Regions from separate parts of the Homo sapiens genome. Here region 1 is linked to region 2. The links are chromatin contacts, found by Hi-C in ENCODE. All regions are on one chromosome and are shown on one strand. The core of a region is the stretch at or near the end of the contact, and the rest is flanking DNA. Distances in the headings are between cores, read along the strand shown. Region 1 overlaps CDH11 (cadherin 11). Region 2 overlaps LOC105371310 (a long non-coding RNA gene).

Region 1 (5,018 bases), core at 929-3,428, 720 kb after region 2:
TGGGGAAAAAATCTATGATGAGCAAAAGACAAAATTTTCAATCAAGACAGAATCCAGCCGTGCACTTACAGGCCTTGGACTTACTCTCTTCACCCTCATCCTGGCCCCGCTGCTGGGCACTATTGCTTCCAAGAATGAATAACTGGTCCAAGCCTCTAGCATGATGAAAACTGAACTTTCCAGAATGAGTTTATGGGTAAAACATTGCCAGCAATCCGAGGCAGGGTAGGTGTGAAGCAATTTGAGCTGCTATGCCTATCCTTGCTTCCTCCACCCTTGCTCTTATTGAGAAGAATAAAGATGCATCGATAGCAGGGACTCTACCCTAAATTCTCACTGTTTGCTCTCACTGATGGAGCCTAATGGAGGCTGAAATGAGATCTCTACGTGTCTTAAACTAAGACCAGGGAGGAGCCTCCCCTACCACACTGGTTGCCATGCGAGGTGATCATCATAGTAAGGACAAAGCCGGGCTCCAGGCCATTTTCTTCAAGAGAGCTGAATGTGGAGAGCTAACTTTAATTTGTGAAAATCATTCCAGTGCAGAGGACCATGTCAGGAGGATTTCTGGCAAATAAGGGGTGTGGAGTTTAGGAAGTGAAAGCTTTTTTTCACCTGCAGCAACCAGGAAATTTTGAGAATAAACCCCTGCTCATTCACAAATATTGTTTGAGGGACACTTGGTGCCAGAAAACACAGAATAAGACCTTGGCTACTGTCTACTGCAGTCTTTAAAGCTGTTTAAAGCTGTTTATATCAACTTCCTAGATTCAGCTCTTCAATTGGCTTAATAAGGATAGAGAGAGAGAGAGAGAGGTACGAAGATCAGAAATTGGCCTCCATAAGAAATAGCATCATTAGTCTCTCTCATACTTTTGAGTTTCTTCCTCCTTTCCCTCTCTTCTCTCTCACATTCCTCTCACTTAATATCCCGATGTACCAGATTTTCTGATTGAGCAGAAACCTCGACCATACAGACTGTGAGAGAAATGCTTTGTCTCAATAAGAATCCCTGAACTCTGCAACCGTCTCATGACTAATTAAACCAAATAACAATGAAATTTTGCCTCCAGTTCAAACAATGTGCATTATTCACAAGAGCTTAGAATTTAAAATTGCCCCTTTTAAAGTTAAATAAACTGTCCAATGGTAAGTGAACGTCAGTTTACAAAACACTTTGTCTTACTTTCCACTGAGTTACTTAATACTCCCTCCCATAATCCATTTGCATTGATTCCTTCTTCATCAACTGTCTACGCATTCCAACACAGCTCAGAGCTGCAAAGAACTTCATTGCTGAATCACCAGGGAGGCAACTGTACTCACTTAAGACAAAAAACACAAATAAGTAGCCACTTAAAACAGTACTTATTTCTTTAATGGAGTTTTCCTCTTAATTATAATATAGCATTAGTTTCTTTTTGCATTCTCCTCCTGAACTTTCATGACACTATCAAACAGGAGCAAATATAAATTTGTGTAGCCTGGAATATGCAATTTAATCATAAGCCATAATTTCCATATCGCTGAGAAGAAAAAAAATCAAATGATTATACTCCAGTGCACGAGGAACAATCTTGAATTAAATTTTACTCTCTGCTAAAGTTAGGTTTTTCACAACAATATCAAGAATGGTTTAAAAGAAACAGTAAAACATTTACTGCTATATTAAAATTCCATGCCCCAAAGTGTTTACCGAAGATCAAACTGCTATTCCTTTTTGCAAATTAGAAGTGTCTTGCAGACATCTTCAAAACCTCATGAAAGAACGGGCAATGGTGTCACGGTAGTCTCACTGATATTTTTCTTCTTTATCCATTCCCTTCCACTTGGAGTCAGAAATGATGCTCTTTTTGCCAGAAAAAAATCCAGAAAATCCTCCCAGATCACTGTCTCAGTGAGAGCTGACCTTGTTTATCCTGCAGCCCAGCCCCCACCCCGGCTGCTGCTCAATGTCAAGTTACAGGATTTCCCAACTTTCTAGTAAACTCCAAGGTGGGAAGAAGATGCTGAAGGTAACAGGATCCACCCACTAGAGAGATGCTAATCCTGACCAACTGCTCGAGCAGTAGCTTGAACCACAGCTAGATTGAATTCGGTCTCTCCTGAGAGGGCCAGACAAGGCTTGTAAGTAACAAAACCGCTTTTCATGATGCCCTCAAAAGCAGATGGGCTCCATGCAGACAGTTGGAGAAGGGTGCCATTGCCCTCTAGTGGCCAGAAGTGCAATCTTCCGCGAAGGAGTCCATTTCCAGAGTTGTACAAGGCTCTCAATGTCAGGGTAAAATTATAGCAGAAAGATGTCTAATTATGCTCCTCGAGTGTTTTCTTTAGTCCTTCCTGCTCATAGGGGAGGCTGCGGATGGCTATCACAGGAATCCTGATGGAACAGCTCATTTTTAACTCCTACCAGTGCACCAGGATGTGTCCAATTTTCTCCAACTTTATTTTTCTTTTTCTTTAGCAGACCTGTTGATGTTTTTCCCCCTAATCAATTAAATCACAAATTTATATAGACCAACTACTTTTATATATTTCAGAGGCAATAACTTTAAATTAAAAAGGCTGAAAACTCACAATTCTTGGTAAGTGCAGAATAGGGATTCTTGACAAATTAGGTAACTTTTTATGAAACAGCAGCCAATTCCATAAGGGAGAAAATCATCCCAAACACATTTCAATCCCTTAAATCATTGGCTAGTGAATTTATACAGTGCTCAAATTTTCTAGGAAAAAAAAACTTGAAAGTTCATAGTCATTCTTCAAATTTGACAATTCAAGAAAAAAAGTTTGATACCTACTTTCAAACTCTATATATTCCACTGTTTTATTATTATTGAATGAGTAAGTATGCCTGTCATCAAAGTGAAAACATCAATATTGAAAGTAAATTCCAATGAAATTGTTATGTTTCTCCAACATCTACCTACATACATGTATTGAGAATGAAGGAAGACTAAAATCAGATTTGAAGATCTTGTTTAGATGGTTCTGAAAACAGATTTGAATATAAGAGATCAAAGTTTACCAACTTCATAAGTTACCACTTCATAAGTCACAGGCATTCACAGGCAAGGTTCCAGGACATGCTATGCTCCTGGGAGCGCAGTACTGGCATTGTAAATCAGACCACGAGGTCAATGTCATGGCGTTTCCCATATGAGGGTCCCCAAACCAGAATCTTTACAAAGCAGCCATGTAATTCTATTCAAAGGAGAAGAAAAACCATGAATTATGAAGACAAGTGCATTAAAAGAGCATGAAATTGATCCGTATTCCCCCAAATCATGGCGTGGCTCTCCAAGTCTGTCCCCTGCCCCCTCCTCCCACAAATAAACAATCAAACATGCACATCCACAGCCACCACTCTACAGAGGGAACATGAGTTCTAAGACATAAAAAAAATTGCGCCATAACTATTTTTTTTAAATTTTCAAATTAACAAAAGATTGCATCTTAATTGAAAATAGAATTTAGGTTTCTAGTAATTTTACTGTCTGGTGTTCTGATAAGAATGCTGAACGTAATGAAAGTTCTGAAGTGCTATCAAGATGGTCCACTGCTTCAGTTAGAACTATTTTAAAAGCTTATTTTCCTAGGCAGCAATAAGCAGCCATTTGAATAAATCTACATGTCTGGGGCTCGCCAGATTATCCAGTCTCAATCCTTCCAAGGCCTGCCTTCATTCCCCCTTTCCCAGGGGTGAGGAGGGTGGTTTATTCTTTCAAACAATGTCATAAAATGCCCAGTTTATGCAGACTCTGAAGTAACAACTAAAATGATAGTAATAATTTTTATTAATAATAGTGCATGCCTGCAAGACATTTTAATGTCTTAATTTACAATGTTTCAAAAGTAAGATGTAAAGATAATCCTTACTCAAGCAAAGTTTCCTGGCCTTTCAGATGCCTTTCCCTGGTCTCTACTGAAAAGCACTCACATTCCTTTTGTACTAGGCTGGATTTCAGTTTTTCACAGAGGTTCGAATTCCAGAGCCCACTGGCCAACTCTAAAACTTGGAATCAGAGATTACATTTAAGGAACTTCAGTAGCTGGAGCCTCAGAGTGCTTCTCGTATTGGCCACAACTCTGTCCCTTTGTTTTGTAACTTTTTTTCCTTTGTCCTATTGGAAGAAGACCAGGCTCCCTGCAGCTAGGGTTGGGCAGTTAATATTTCTGTTCTGGTGTCTGCACCTACGTATTTGTAGGAAAAACAATTCCAGGATTAACGAAAAGAAGGTCAGTCCCTTCTCTTCTCTGCCAACATATTAGGCTCTAGCGCTCAGAGCCCAGCCTGGCAAATGTGCTCATGCGATGCTACAGGATCCTCGCTCCTGAGAACACATCTGCATCCCCATCCCCAGGAAATCCAGACACCCCGCAAAACCATCGACGTCTGCTGCAAGCCCAAGTGATGAGGAAATTGATCCGTCCTCTAGCCAGATTAATTATGGTAGCCTCCCTGTGATTAAAACGAAAACTTACTGCCTCATATTAAACCGATAGCCATGATTAGAAGAAGAAAATAAGAAAAGATTTCAGAGCGATCGTAGCACGATTTCTTTAGGGGGAGACGAAGGGGGAAGACTTTAGTGAAATCTATACCCTCATACAGCCGGGTTTCAAGAACAACCCCCCACTCCCATCCCTTAGGGATAACCCGTCGTCAGGCAGGGATGGTATTAAATAATTAAAAGATGCGATTTCTTAATAGCAGTGTGATGGCCCATGAAATTCCTACTGCATTATCAGCAAAAGCAACAGGGCTTCTTCTAGCACCTAGAAAACCTTTCACCCGGGAGAGGCAGGCGCGGCGAGCCCCGGGCGAAAGCAGGGCCTCGGCAAAAAAACGGACAAGGAAGCCGGACCCGCAAGCCTCCCCCGACCCCACTTTCTCTGGGGACTCCGCTTCACAGCGTGAGGCGGGCCCTCCTACAGTTCCTCTGGGTTGGGGAGGGGGGAGAAGGGAGCTCTCCTCGCCGTCCTCCCCATCTGGCCAGCTTCTCAGTGCTTCCCAC
Region 2 (4,618 bases), core at 134-2,633:
ATTTTAAATAATAGTAGGAATCCTGTTATAAGCTTCTATAACTCCATGGAAGAAATGGAGAAAACAGGGAAAAGTAAAATTAATTGTACAATTCAGTTACAGTTTAACACTTGATTCACACCTTATTAGGATGAATCAGCTCTTAGTATTTTCTCAGAAGACAGACAAATCTTAGGAAAACTCCAGGTGCCCCAGAAGCAATTTATTTGCGTTATAGTTTAGTTAATGGCTTTTGGAAGGAAAAAGAGCCTGATCATATCAAGAAATGTGTTATAGTTTTGTTTTGTTTTGTCACCTGCAAAACTTGGATCTGCCTGGAAAGTGGAAAAGAGGTAGGTATGTAAAAATATGTGTGCAGAATAGCCAGAGAACATGCATGATTTAGCATGAAGGCATATATGTTTCAAGTTTAAACTCTTTTATGAAGCCCACCAATGATCCGAGTTCTTTCACCTCCCTCCTGAATTTTCCCTCTCAGAACTCATTGTGTATCTCTAGCAGGCTGGATCCCTCTTCGGGAATTACCAAAGACCTCAAGAAATGCTTGTGAAACTCTTAACCCTGTACTGATTTTTAATAAGCTAGCTCATCTGATTTCTTTTTTAATCCTACTTAGTCCTTCCAAACCCTATTCAAACTCTTCCATTCATTCAAATTGTGAGTAACTTTTTGGCAGGGGCTTATCTAATTTTCCTATTTCCTCTGTACAGCATAGTGCTTTGCACATCAGAGCTGCTCAGTAATGTCTAAATAATTTTGTTTTCTTGACTGCTAGGGATCCACTACTAGAGGTCCCTGCATGCTGCTGTCCAGTTCTGCACTCCCTAAAATAAGTGCCTTATTATGCCTTTGCCTATGGCAAAGATAAAAATTTAAGTTTCGAGAGAATGAACAAAGTCACATGATTAACTAATGGGTATGAGGATGAGTTAAGCTCCATGCTTGTCCCATTGCCCTATAGTGCCTCAAAAGTTCACATGCAATGAATAAGACACATTAGGATATTTATCTGTGCCAAGGGAAGAGTGCAATAAAAGCTTGGAGAGTCTGTTCTTGCAATGACATTTGCACACATCCACATAAGTGAACACTCAAGTGACCCATTCTTTCTCTCCTATAATGCATGAGCTACCATTTGGAAAGGGATTGGAATATCTGCCAAAATGTTCTGAAAATGTTCATGGGTTTCATGATTCTCTTAAAATATTTTTTCCAGATTCGTATAGCCTTTTCTCAGTACAAAGAATGAATTCCACATTATTTCCTCCTAGAATAGAACTCAAAAATATTTCTTCCAAATGCTTCACAGCCTACCCTATACACTCTGCTCTTTGATGATGGCTCTATTTTAGAGCTCATGGTATGTAAGGCAGACGGAATGTTGTCTCATCTCCTTCCTGTCCATGCCAGTTTCTTCCTGTAAGCTACAGAATAAACTAAAGGAAGATGACTGCTTTATTTCTCACAACTAATATGATCCGTGATTCATGACATATATAGTTCTCTTGGAAGAATGTAAATAGGTTGTTTTATGCACTATAAGAGTCGGCAAAACCAATATTCATGGAAAATAATTATAGTTTTAAAGTACGCTGTATGTTTCAGGTCCTTTTATAGGTGGTTCACATATTTTATGTTTAATATTCAGTTCAAGCCTATGGTTGATATTAGTGTTAACATTTTACAATAAGAACTCTGAAGATTAAAGTGATAACTACCACAGAGCTAGCCAATGGTAAAACAGGATTCAATTCAAATTGATCTGTATAAAATTGAGTTCTTCTTAATGACATTTCACTGAGCAATTTTTTGTGGATGCCTTTAAACTCTTGTAGCATCATGATGAAGCAGAGAAAAGAATATCTTCTGAGGAATGCTATATAGCATAGTAGCATAGTATAGGGAAGGGAAGTAGACTTTGAAGCCAGATCCCCTGGGTTAAAATCCTGGCTCCATTATTTACAGCTGTGTCATTGTGTTTAAGTCAGTAAACTGCTCTTTGCCTCAGTTTCCTGATTTATAAAATAGAAGCAATGATAGTAGGTACCTCTTTGGGTTATTATGAGAATCAAATGAACAGTGGTGAGCACAGTACAGGAGGAGCTGTATGTGTTTGTTTGCTCTCACACCTTACCCCAGGCACTCCCTGGGCAAGAAACTACCTCACCATTGAGTTTTAAGAAGAATATAATGTGTAGACTAAAGAAACAAAATGCAACACCCTAGATCCTGCTATATACACGTATGCATTCAGTTTAACAAGAAGCAGTGGAACATGTCTATTCTGTCTTTTTTTGGAATTCTAGTCTGATGGTTTACTTACAAGGATAGAAGGATAAATTTAGAGATGAGACTACATATATATATATATGTATTATATATACATATGCATAAATATGTTTGGTCTGTGATTTTTGAGTAGGTATATGGTTTTCAACCATCACTGTCTGCACATGAAATAACACAGAACTTAAGCATTATACAACCCTAATTGTGAATTGGGAAAGGAGGGGAATTTTTTTTTCTTTTTCAAAATACTCTCCTTATGTCTCTGAGTTTCTGAAAATCTTAAGTAATTTTCCCCCCTTTGGCATCTTGTCATATCTTGAAGGTCAGGCTGACAGCAATGAACAAGCTCAATTTCTTTCTGATTTCCCAAGGATACTCACTGATACACTTTTTTCTGTAGTGTGATTAGGTCCCTCACATTAATAACAGAATACAGATCATCTGCAATTCTGAATATTAGTCTATCTTTAAAAAATGAGGGATTCATTTAACTAGTATTGAAGAACTAATTTAAAATTCACTAGCAATTCATTTTTCCCAGGTTATAGGATAGATTAAGAAGCACTGAATTTAAAATAAGCCTGAATCCTCAATGCATAGGGGAACATATTAAGAAACTATCTATAGGTAGCTTAACATAAAAAGAGAAATTTTTAAATTATAATTAAGTAGATATTATTTCTTGAGATTCTATCAACTGACTTAATGTTGTCTTAATTAATGTTGCAATATTTTTAAGAGAATATTCAAGCAGATACACATCTATACATATTGACGGGTGTATAGGATAATGAGTCACACTTCTTAAATCAGGCCAAAATCAGTTCAAATCCTCTCATTGACATTTAGTAGCAGCCAGATCTTGGGAGAGTTGTTTATTTAACCTCTCTTATCATCAGTGTCTTCATTTATAACAGTGAGAAAAATAATTTTAGGCTTAGAGTCAACCTTTTTAAATATCTATCACTTATTTCTTAGTCCACTTTATCACTAAAAATATCCCTTGATGTGTGTGTATATGTATGTTCAGCTATTCTATAAGAATGAAGGATTTGTAACGTCTCATACATAGGTTTGATATTTGGAGCTTTGGCTCCAAACAAAAATATTTTCAGCTTTATTAAAAAAAAGGAGTGTTTGGAGTGAACTGAAAGAAAAATAGTCATCCAAACAAAAAGTGATGATGCTTCTAACATCTTTTTGCCAAATTGATTTTTGCCTTTTAGGGTTAATTATCTACCAAGTGCCTTTTACCCCCTTGGTAGGGCCATCATGTTCTATTTATTTTAAAGTCCTTCCAGAAATGTTTAAGGAGATAGCAAACTCCGCTTGATCACTGGAATTTAGAAGGGGTTGAATACACAATGCCGATATCCAACAGGACCAATGCTCCTTTTTCCGACTTGTCCGAAACTCCAATTTTCTTTTTGCATATAATTTAACTAAAAAAAAAGAATTGAAGTTTGACCTTATTCTATGTTAATACCTATTACCTTGTCGGCAATTCTTCTTCATGAAAAATACCGCATTTTAAGTCATTCACGGAGGCCATGCTACCCAAGAGAAAATATTTGCAGAATATGATCATATCTGAACCAAAATGTTGATTCTGAATTGCTACTGTTCATTTAGTTTTCACTTAGAACTGATGTCATCTGGTAGAAACAATCATTGTTAACACATTCATCAATCTGGATTGTGTTAACTATTGAAAACTCTAGTTTATTTCATGAATCTCCCTTGTGTATATTGGCACATTTAGTGATGACCATTGGGCTTTGATAAATTTGAACTCCTGCAATTAGCTGTAACACCATTTATTTAAACAAAATTGTGGGCTATCTCTCTTTTAGATATTCACTATCTTTCAGCTTCTCTAAAATCTGACTATTTTCTTGTAATAATAAATTGCAGAGTAAGAAAAATTAAGATTAGTAACTGACAAAAGAATGGATAACAACAAAGAAATGAGTGACACTAATACTAATAACATCCAGCAGTTCCAAAGCATCTCCTATATGATAAACACTGGGTTAAACACTCTGTGTCAGACACCTCATTTAATCCTTACGAACAGCATATAAATTAGAAATAGTAATGTATTTCCATGTTACTAATGAAAAAACTGAGATCAGAGGGGTTACGGGATAACCTACTCAAGATTGTAATTGCAACACCAGACAGATGTGTGTGATGTATCAAAGTGGGCAGAGCTGGGCCTCAAGGAATCTTTGTTTTGTGTCATGTCATAACACATGGTTCTAACATTTACTATGGATTTGCACGGTCTCTGTATCTTTGTATCACTCACTGACTATTTCAGTCCTGG

Evidence for each region. Hi-C counts contacts between places; a loop is a spot of excess contacts on that map. Pooled maps may share reads with other maps.
Region 1: a loop to region 2 is called in a map of endothelial cell of umbilical vein, with 6 times the contacts of the local background. The contact joins two enhancer-like sites. A Hi-C loop is called at or near these places in 2 of 168 maps with a recorded cell type or tissue (ascending aorta and endothelial cell of umbilical vein) and 6 of 50 pooled maps.

The regions. Positions count from the first base shown.
Region 1 is chr16:65,115,958-65,120,975 of GRCh38, forward strand. The region is part of intron 1 of CDH11 (cadherin 11); the gene reads right to left. Among named protein-coding and RNA genes, the nearest start is that of CDH11, 3.6 kb to the right of the region's middle. Within about 2 kb of position 2,179, at least 7 of the 41 ENCODE cell types and tissues checked have a DNase peak (open chromatin) inside an H3K27ac peak, as active enhancers do.
Region 2 is chr16:64,397,593-64,402,210 of GRCh38, forward strand. The region is part of intron 2 of LOC105371310 (a long non-coding RNA gene); the gene reads left to right. Among named protein-coding and RNA genes, the nearest start is that of LINC02165, 670 kb to the left of the region's middle. Within about 2 kb of position 1,384, at least 2 of the 41 ENCODE cell types and tissues checked have a DNase peak (open chromatin) inside an H3K27ac peak, as active enhancers do.